Regions from separate parts of the Mus musculus genome. Here region 2 is linked to region 1. Evidence: chromatin loops called from intact Hi-C (ENCODE). Cell type or tissue: heart. All regions are shown on one strand. Links, peaks and the distances in the headings refer to the core of each region. The heading gives the core; the rest is flanking DNA. Region 1 holds the start of Fgd1 (FYVE, RhoGEF and PH domain containing 1). Region 2 has its middle 50 kb from the start of Gnl3l.

Evidence for each region. A loop is a pair of places that touch in the nucleus more often than their neighbours do. Peaks named below come from ENCODE experiments on the same cell type or tissue, not always from the same donor. Only the 100,000 strongest peaks of a DNase experiment are listed, where the experiment ranks them.
Region 2: a loop joins it to region 1, with 2.4 times the contacts of the local background. A loop is called at or near these places in 1 of 42 quality-filtered maps.

What each region holds. Positions count from the first base shown.
Region 1 is chrX:151,044,721-151,049,110 of GRCm38, forward strand. Fgd1 (FYVE, RhoGEF and PH domain containing 1) reads left to right here and starts at 2,450. Exons shown (of 18, transcript NM_008001.4): 1 at 2,450-3,261. The coding sequence starts at 2,955. Gm46690 (a long non-coding RNA gene) reads right to left here and starts at 1,372. Exons shown (of 2, transcript XR_001782846.2): 1 at 1-1,372. In heart, for the core only: no CTCF peak of the experiment used is centred there; DNase peaks (open chromatin) are centred at 2,161, 3,001 and 3,141; H3K4me3 peaks cover 2,389 bases; H3K27ac peaks cover 2,271 bases.
Region 2 is chrX:150,965,001-150,969,390 of GRCm38, forward strand. No RefSeq gene overlaps it. Among named protein-coding and RNA genes, the nearest start is that of Gnl3l, 50 kb to the right of the region's middle. In heart, for the core only: no CTCF peak of the experiment used is centred there; no DNase peak of the experiment used is centred there.

The DNA.
Region 1 (4,390 bases), core at 96-4,095:
AACCCAAAGAAGCAAAAGAGAACAACAACCCAAAACCTCCAGAGGTCATATGGATGGAATTGTCAAAGAATTTTAAAAATTAAGGTTAAAAAAGCCTTCAGAGGCTGGATAGACCAAGGAACAGTCTTACAATTTTTCAACTTTGACTCAAGCATTAGGTTTAGAAAGGCTGATTGAGATCTCACCAGATCATAAAGAGCCCTGCCAAACCTCTAATGTTAAGGAAGGTAAATTTTCTTTTGAACCTTTGGGGACTTGGAAGATTCTAAACTTGTGAATGATATTTGATTTTGAAAGACATAGACTTGCCAGATGTGGTAGTATATGCCCTTAGTCTCATCACTCAGGAGGCAACCACAGAGGGATTATAAATTCAAGGCCTGCCTAGGCTACACAGTGAGAGCTTGTCTCAAAAAATAGTAATAATACAGACTGCCTACAATATAGAGAATAGATTCCAGGACTCAGTGAACACTTGCCTGTCTTGCCTGAGGCTTTGGGTTTGATACATGATAATGAAAAATAGTTAAGAATAGATTCCAGAGAACAAGACTGAAACAGGAGAGCTGTGAAGGTATTGCAGATTAGAAGCTGTACTAGCCTACACCAGCGAGTGGCAATGGAAATGAGACTGTATAAGTAGATGATGGAGATGGTCCTGTAGATGATAGGAAGACTTGGCAATTGCATGGGGGGGGGAGGTGTAGAAGAGAGAGAGAGAGAAAAGAGCCAGGGTATAGCTTAGATCTCTACTTTGACCAAGATCCTTCACTTAGGTAAGGTACAGCTCATTGAGAGAGGATTTCTTGAGTTGGGAAAGAACAGAGATTCTAGGTTTCTCTAGGATTTTCAAACAATGTTGTTTTCTAACCAGCTGAATGTCTGGGCCAGGAAAAATGTTTTGATTTGAAGTATTTTAGAGTAACTATCAAAGAAGTAATAATTGAAGCCATAGAAGCAAATGAGATATTGAGGGAAAGACCAGAGAGAGTGCGTGGGAAGACAGAGCTCAGGCCAAAGCTCCCAAGAACACTACTAAGACGAGGAGGAAACTGAAAAGGAAAAAGGAGAAAAATAAGCATGATATGTCATAGGGAAGCAATTTCAGGAGAAGGGAGAGGTCACTGGTGCTACCTGAATGCTAGCAAGTCCAAGTAGGATGACCTCTAAAGAGATTCTTTTCGGTTTAGTAACGTAAGCTATGGAAGACCTTGATAAGAAAAATAGCTTGGAAGAAGTAGTAGAGGTGAGTTGTAGCAGGGTTAAAGATAAGTGGGAGGTAGGAAATGGGACACTTGACTATGAGCAAGTCTTGAGTCATCTGTAAAAAGAGAAGAGAGATAACTTTTGGTGCTTGTTTTTTTAGATGGGAGAAGATACCTGACTGTTTAAAGCCCAGAGCGAAGGGACTCGGAACGAACTCAGAGGTCTGTTGCTAAGAATTCCAGACCTTTCTTCTGGCGTCTTCTGTTCACTCCATGTAAGTAGGACATGGGCTTATCAGCTAAGTACCGTGGGACGGAGTTGGGGGCACAAATCAAGATCTTGGGGAGACTAGATTTGATATGGCCACCATGGATGAGAGTTATCTAGGCAATGGGGGTGAAACAGAAAAGAAAGTTGACTACTAGTAGGGTGTCGGGTCAGTTCTGAGGGACTTGTAGAAGCTGGGAAATGAGGGTTTATCATGACACAAATGTGGAAAATTGTAGTGTTACCCAGTAGTGTTCAGCTGCCTGGGCACAAGCATGGAAAAAAAGGCAAACAGTTGGACTGGTTCAGTTTTGGGTTGCTGCCAGCCGGGTAACGGACAAAACAAGGGACCGCGACAAAAAGAGTGGAAAAGTAAAGGGCCATGAGATCTGGTCTGAGAAAATAAGTACTAAAGGATCGCTACGTGCCAAGCCTAGCTTAACTCTGGGACATGTGGAAAGGCTTCTGGGAAAGAGTGTGATGGGAGAGCGGAAGAAGGCATGAGATGCGACGGAAGGGTCGATTTCGGAAATTGGGCCCAGAGACTCGCCTCTGTGGGACCAAGGAAGGATGGGAAGGAAAGCTGAAGGGCCAGCAGAAGGAGGGCCTTAAGCTCCTAGCAGTTAGAGGTGAAACTGGCCCTAGCGAGGGGGCGTGGCCAAGCTCAAATCCCGACGAGGGGGCGGGGCTCCAATAACTGGGTCTCAGCGCCGCGGTGGCTGCGGCTGTCTCAGCAACGGCTCGCGCCTCCCCATCCCCCAGTTCCCAGGGCTCTTCCCGCCTGCCGCGGTGCAGACCCAGGACGAAGGCGGAGAAGCCCGGTCCAGCCCGGTCCTCCGCCCGCACGGCTGGAGCATCGTTCCGGAGGACTGCCCGAAGGCAAGCCTCGCAGCCGGAGAGCGCGGCGCACACGCGCGCCTCCCGGCCGCGGCCGTCCTCTCTTCCCTCCTTCCTCTCCTCTCCCCCTCCCCTCTCCTCCGCCCCCAGCCTCCGCTGCGGCGGGAGGAAGAACCCTTCCCGACTAGCCCAGAGAACCCAGGTCGATTCTCATTCCGGGAGAAAGAGACCCCCCTCGGTGGGATCCGGCTGGCCGCTCGCCCCCGGCTACGGAAGTGACTGGTCATCTATTAGGAGAGCTCGTGCCTAGCGCAGCCCCCGACCCTCGCCTAGCCGCAGCCGCATAGACAGCGCTCCCCAGCGGGCCCCCGGCCCCGCCGAGCCCACTCCCCGCTTGGGGCCAGGGCTGGCGATGCCTGGCGCGGCAACGGCGGTGGCCGCGGCTGCTGCTGCTGCTGCCGCCACGGCTGCTGGCCGGAGCCCGGGTCGGGGGCTCGAGTCTCCGCAGTGGGGCTGAGCCCGCAGCCCCGCCCCCCGAGCCTGAGGCCGCTGCTCCGCCGGGCGCCGGGCCTTCTCCGCCCGCGCCTCCGCCCCAGGAACTGGAGCCAAGCGGGGAGCCCGGGCCCCGCGCCCAGGCCCGGACCATGCATGGCCACCGAGTCCCGGGGGGCCCTGGGCCTTCGGATCCCGAACGCTCAGCGGCAAATACCCCCGGTGCCGCTCCGCTGGCCTGTGCCGACTCGGACCCTGGAGCCTTGGAACCCGGGCTGCCGGTGAGCAGGGGCTCAGGCACGGCTCTTGGAGGCCCTTTGGATCCTCAGTTTGTTGGACCCTCGGATGCCAGCCTGGGAGCGCCTCCAAGCTCCCGGGTCTTACCCTGCGGCCCTAGTCCTCAGCACCACCGGGCCCTGCGCTTCTCCTACCACCTGGAGGGCTCGCAGCCTCGGCCTGGTGAGTGATCCAGACAGCATGGGAACCTGGGCCACGGGCCTGGTACCGGGAACGGGTTCTTGTTCTAGGACTTGGAGCCGACATGCTCACCCTAGCCCCTTGGGTCCCCTCAACCCCTACCCCCACCTCCTGCAGTATTCGGTCCAGTCCTTTCAGCCTTTGCCCCTTGCTCTTATCTGTCCCTTGCGCCCTCAAGCCTTAAGACTCCTTTCTCTTCTAACTGTTGAGGCTAACAGGAGAGGAAGCACTCCAAGAAAAGGGGGCAGGATTTCAGGGCAGCAATGGGGATGTGGTTGGAATAGGAGAAAAGAAGTCTCCCATTAGCTAAGTGACTACATTTGTGCATGGCACTGAACTGGGTACTTTTACAAGGGTTTTTGTTTCAGCTTCAGGAGCCATCTGTGAAGTGGATATCATCAATTACATTTTTAGGGGTGCAGACTGAGGCTTTGAGAAGTAACTTGTCCAAGGTCACACTGTCATTATGGTGCCTGGATTTAAAAACAGATCAGAGTCCAAAATCTGTGGTCTTCCCGCTTCCCCAAACTGAAGCTGGAGAGTAATGCAAGCTTTCTCCTTATGTGATTTCCCCTTATACGACTCAGTAGCCCGAAAGTATGAGCAAAAGAGAGAGGGAGATGGTGGACTGATCCTAGATTGTGCTTCTGCTAGGTGTGTGTGGCCACAGGACAAGGGGAGGAAGAGGTAGGGGGTATTGATGAGAGAGAAAGGTGGAGCTGAGCCTGGAGGAAGGGGCTGAAGGCGCTGCTGGTACGAAGGAATAGGACAGAGAGGTCAGAAGGGAGAGCTGCTGGGCCAGGAGATTGTTTGGAAAAATCATCAGGATGGTTGCTTGGGTTTGCAGTGTGGTGGAACAACTCTAGGTCAGGCTGGGGCCACAGACCCCGATGGGCCTTTTCATAGTCCTGAGTATCTGAGCAGCCTAGCAGAGCCTCTAGGATATTCTCACGTGGGCCTGAGTCTGGGAGCCTTGAAGGAAGAACAGTGTATGGATCTGCCCTATCTTCACTGGGACTGAAGGAGGTGGTGAGCTTTTAGCAGCTTCCAGGGCTCATAGCTCACCTTCCACAGATCACTAGGACTGTGGCTCAGGACCAGGTAGTAGGAA
Region 2 (4,390 bases), core at 220-4,219, 80 kb before region 1:
TTTAATCCTGACCTGGGGCTTCTACCCCACCTTGACATTGACTTCCTGGATGAGAGACACACTCATAGCCTTAATATTAGCTGGGCAGCTGCCTATCCTTTGTGCTATTAGAATCTACTTTCCTATCAATAATCCCAAGTTATTACTTACTAGTTACTATGTTTCATCTGGGCTGCTCTTATCTCCAATTGGGCAGCCCTTAGGGCCACAATCTCTTGACTTTATCCCATGGCAGCTTTGACCAAAGAAATAGATAAGAATGTGGTACAAAATGGTAATCATTGGTCAGTTTGGTTTTTTTGTAAAGCCAGCACATAGCTGAATGCCCCCAAGATCAATCACAGGTAGAGAGGAGGTGGGAGATGAGGGAGGAGGTGACAGATACCAGGTCAAAACAGACTTTGAATTTCAACTGCAGAGGCTTAATGTCTATCTTATAGACAAGAGAGAATTACAGAATTCTGCGTTAGGAGAACCACCCCACAAGAGCTAATATGAAGAGCAGGCTGGCTATCTAAGTCACAGACAAAGGATATAAGCCAAGGTGGTTGAGATATGAGGATGAATAAAAGGGGCACAATTTGCAAGCTCTTAAATAGGCGAAATGGACCACATTTGGGAAATGCATATAGAGATGAAGATGTAGTGATCTTTTATTCATTCAGCAAACTCCAGCCTTCAAATACCCCAGTTAAACTAGTACACATAACATATTCTATTCTCCTTACCTTGCTTTATTTTTCTTCATAGCAGTCATAACTGCCTTACACAATACTATCAAGTCATCCCTCCAAAACTGTAATTTCTACAGCTACAGATTCAAATAACCACAGATTGAAAACATTTGAAGAAATGTTTCGATACTACACATGTATACATTTTTCACCCTGAACAATACAGTACAACTGCTGTTTCTATGGTATTTACATTGTGTTAAATCTTTTTTTGTCTTAATCTTTTTTATTTATTATTATACACTGTATAAGCACACTGTAGCTGACTTCAGACACACTAGAAGAGGGCATCAGATCTCATTATGGATGGTTGTGGGCCACCATGTGGTTGCTGGGATTTGAACTCAGGACCTTCGGAAGAGCAGTCAGTGCTCTTACCCGCTGAGCCATATCACCAGCCCCTCTGTTAACTCTTACAAGTAATTTTATTTTTTTAAAAATTATTTGTAGCCGGACGTGTTGGTGCACTCCTTTAATCCCAGCACTCAGGAGACAGAGGCAGGAGGATTTCTGAGTTTGAGGCCAGCCTGGTCTACAAAATGAGATCCAGGACAGCCAGGGCTATACAGAGAAACCCTGTCTTGAAAAAAAACAAAAAACAAAAATATTTGTGCCGGGCATGGTGGCACACACCTTTAATCCCAGCACTTGGGAGGCAGAGGCAGGTGAATTTCTGAATTCGAAGCCAGCCTGGTCTACAGAGTGAGTGAGTTCCAGGACAGCCAAGGCTACACAGAGAAACCCTGTCTTGAAAAATTTTAAAAAAAAGTATTTATTTTATGTATATGAGTACATTGTAGCTGTACAGATGGTTGTGAGCCTTCATGTGGTTGTTGGGAATTGAAGTTTTAGGACCTCTCTGCTAGCTCCAGTCAGCCCTGCTCAATCAGTCCATGCTCACTCCGGCCCAAAGATTTATTTATTATTATACATAAGTACACTGTAGCTGGCTTCAGACGCACCAGAAGAGGGCGTCAGATCTTACTACAAGTGGTTGTGAGCCACCGTGTGCTCTTATCCACTGAGCCATCTCGCCAGCCCCTGTGTTAACTCTTATAAGTAATTTTAAAATGCTTTAAAATATACAGAAGAGCCAGGAAGGACAAACAGCACAAGAGATCACTTGAACCCATCATTTTGAGACCATTCTGGGAAAGATAGTAAGGCCTTGTCTCAAAATTAAATTCGTCTAGCCGGGTAACTCAGACCTGTAATGTCAGCAACTTACGAAGTTGAGGCAGAAGGATCTCAGATTCAAAGCCTGCCTGGGCTTCAGTGAGTTCAAGTTTAGTCAGAGTAATTTCAGTGAGACCATATCTTAATATAAAAATATCAGGAGCTGGAGAGATGGCTCAGCAGGTAAGAGCACTGACTGCTCTTCCAGAAGTCCTGAGTTCAAATCCCAGCAACCACATGGTGGCTCACAACCTTCTGTACAGCTACAATGTACTCATAACTCATAAAATAAATAAATAAATCTTAAAAGAATATCAAAAGAAGGTGTGTGCGTAGCATGTATAAGAAAATACAATAAAAACCATGAATGCCATGTTTTATATGTAGAATCTAGTTTGTGTGACATGAAAACAGAAGAGGAACTATTTGGACAAAGAAGGGAGTGAACAGAAAGGAAGAGAAACAACAAACTAGGGAGCAGATATGAGCAAACCATACTTGTATATATGGATGAAGATGTCATAATTACAGCCATTGTTTCGTATCCTAACTAAAATAATAACAAAGTATGCAGTAGGATATGCAAAGTCTACATGCAAATGTCATGCATTTTTATAAAACAGTCTTAAGCATGGGGTTTTGGTATTTGCAGCAAAACCTGGAATCAAATCCCCAGGGATACCTAGGGACAACTGTGTTTCCTTAATGACTATTGTTGACTTTTGTTGACCTGTGCAGATCATGTCTGCTGGACCTAAGATCTGAGGACCTAAAATAGGGTAGACTATAGTGTGATACTGTAGACAACATTACCTCAATTTTAGAGGACTTTGTACATGAATGTAACCAAGAAAGCAATGATCCAAGGAAGTCTGTCCAAGTTCAGAAAAGTATGATCAGGGGCTGGTGAGATGGCTCAGTGGGTAAGAGCACCCGACTGTTCTTCCTAAGGTCCAGAGTTCAAATCCCAGCAACCACATGGTGGCTCACAACCATCCATAACGAGATCTGACGCCCTCTTCTGGTGTGTCTGAAGACAGATACAATGTACTTACATATAATAAATAAGTAAATCTTTAAAAAACAAAAACAAAAAAAACCTCTGAGCATCTTAATTGTGGAGGCCTCCTTCTGGTATGTCTGAAGACAGCTACAGTGTACTTAGATATAAGAATAAATAAATCTTTTAAAAAAAAAGTATGATCAGAAAAACATGTAAATAAGTGCCAGTAAGCACAGACTAAGTATTAACAGAGCAGCCCCTTTCCAGAACTTCCTGAGGACAGACGAATTTAAACACAATCTATAGTATGTGTCACTGCCTGGTGACACATACTATAGATTATATCTGGGAAAGAACAAAAACAAGGCAGGAGGCCATATCCAAGTTCAGGGTACACTGACCAGATTGGGTTCTGGCATGATAGCTATAATCTGATGCCTACCAAGAATAAAGATGCCTTATTAAACTGAATGTAAATTATTTGTTCCAGGAATCATGAAATCCTGTCCAAGGACAATCCAAGGAACAGACTGCACCTCAGGTAAAGGCCCTCTGCCTTTTTTCCTGGAGTCTCCGTCACAGATCCTCAAGGCATTGCTCACCATGCGTCATTCTTTTGACTGTGTTCCGATATTTCCCTCTTTTTGTTTGTTTCCATTTTAAGCTATTTAATCTTCTTTGGGGCCATCACAATCCTAAGAGAATGATGATCAGACATATAAGTGTAAGATGTAAGAGCATTATGCATGGTACTTTATCACCAGGAAGAAGGATCTCCTTCTATTGCTTCTCAAATTTCAGGCAATTGTTTAGAAAATGTCTGAAAATTTTCATCCTGGTAGCCAGTGGTCTAGTTCTTTATACTATATGGGACACAACAATGGTTGCATGGCTTAGTATCCTAAGAATGCCAGGAATAATAGTACCTCTTGGAGCACAAAGTTTAAGTAAATAAGGTAATAGCAAGGGGAATATCTTGGAAAGTACTTCCCTGCCCCCTTTTATTTTTAAAAAAAAATGTTTCCTTTTTTATATATTAATTTTTCTGTACATTGGTGTTTGACTGCACGTATGTCTGTGTGAGGGTGTTGGATTCCCTGAGGGTGTCAGATCTCCCAGGAGTTACAGACACTTGTGAGTCACCATGTGGATGCTAGGAACTGAATACAGGTCCTCTGGAAGAGCAGCCAGTGCTCTGAACTGCTAAGCCATCTCTCCAGCCCATAAAAGTTGTTTCCTACAGGTAGAATGTGTATGTTCTACAAATGTTTGACCTTATAGGTTAAAAGGGATTCTAATGATGTGTTTAATTTGCCATTCTTCATAGAATTTCTTAAAACTCCTACTAGTAAAAGTTGAATAATTATCAGTTTTTAACTGTACAGGAATACCCATAACAGTGAATGTCTGCAATAAGATGGGAAATAAAGCTTTGGAGGAGGGTAATTTATCTAACTTTGAATACTATTTTATCATG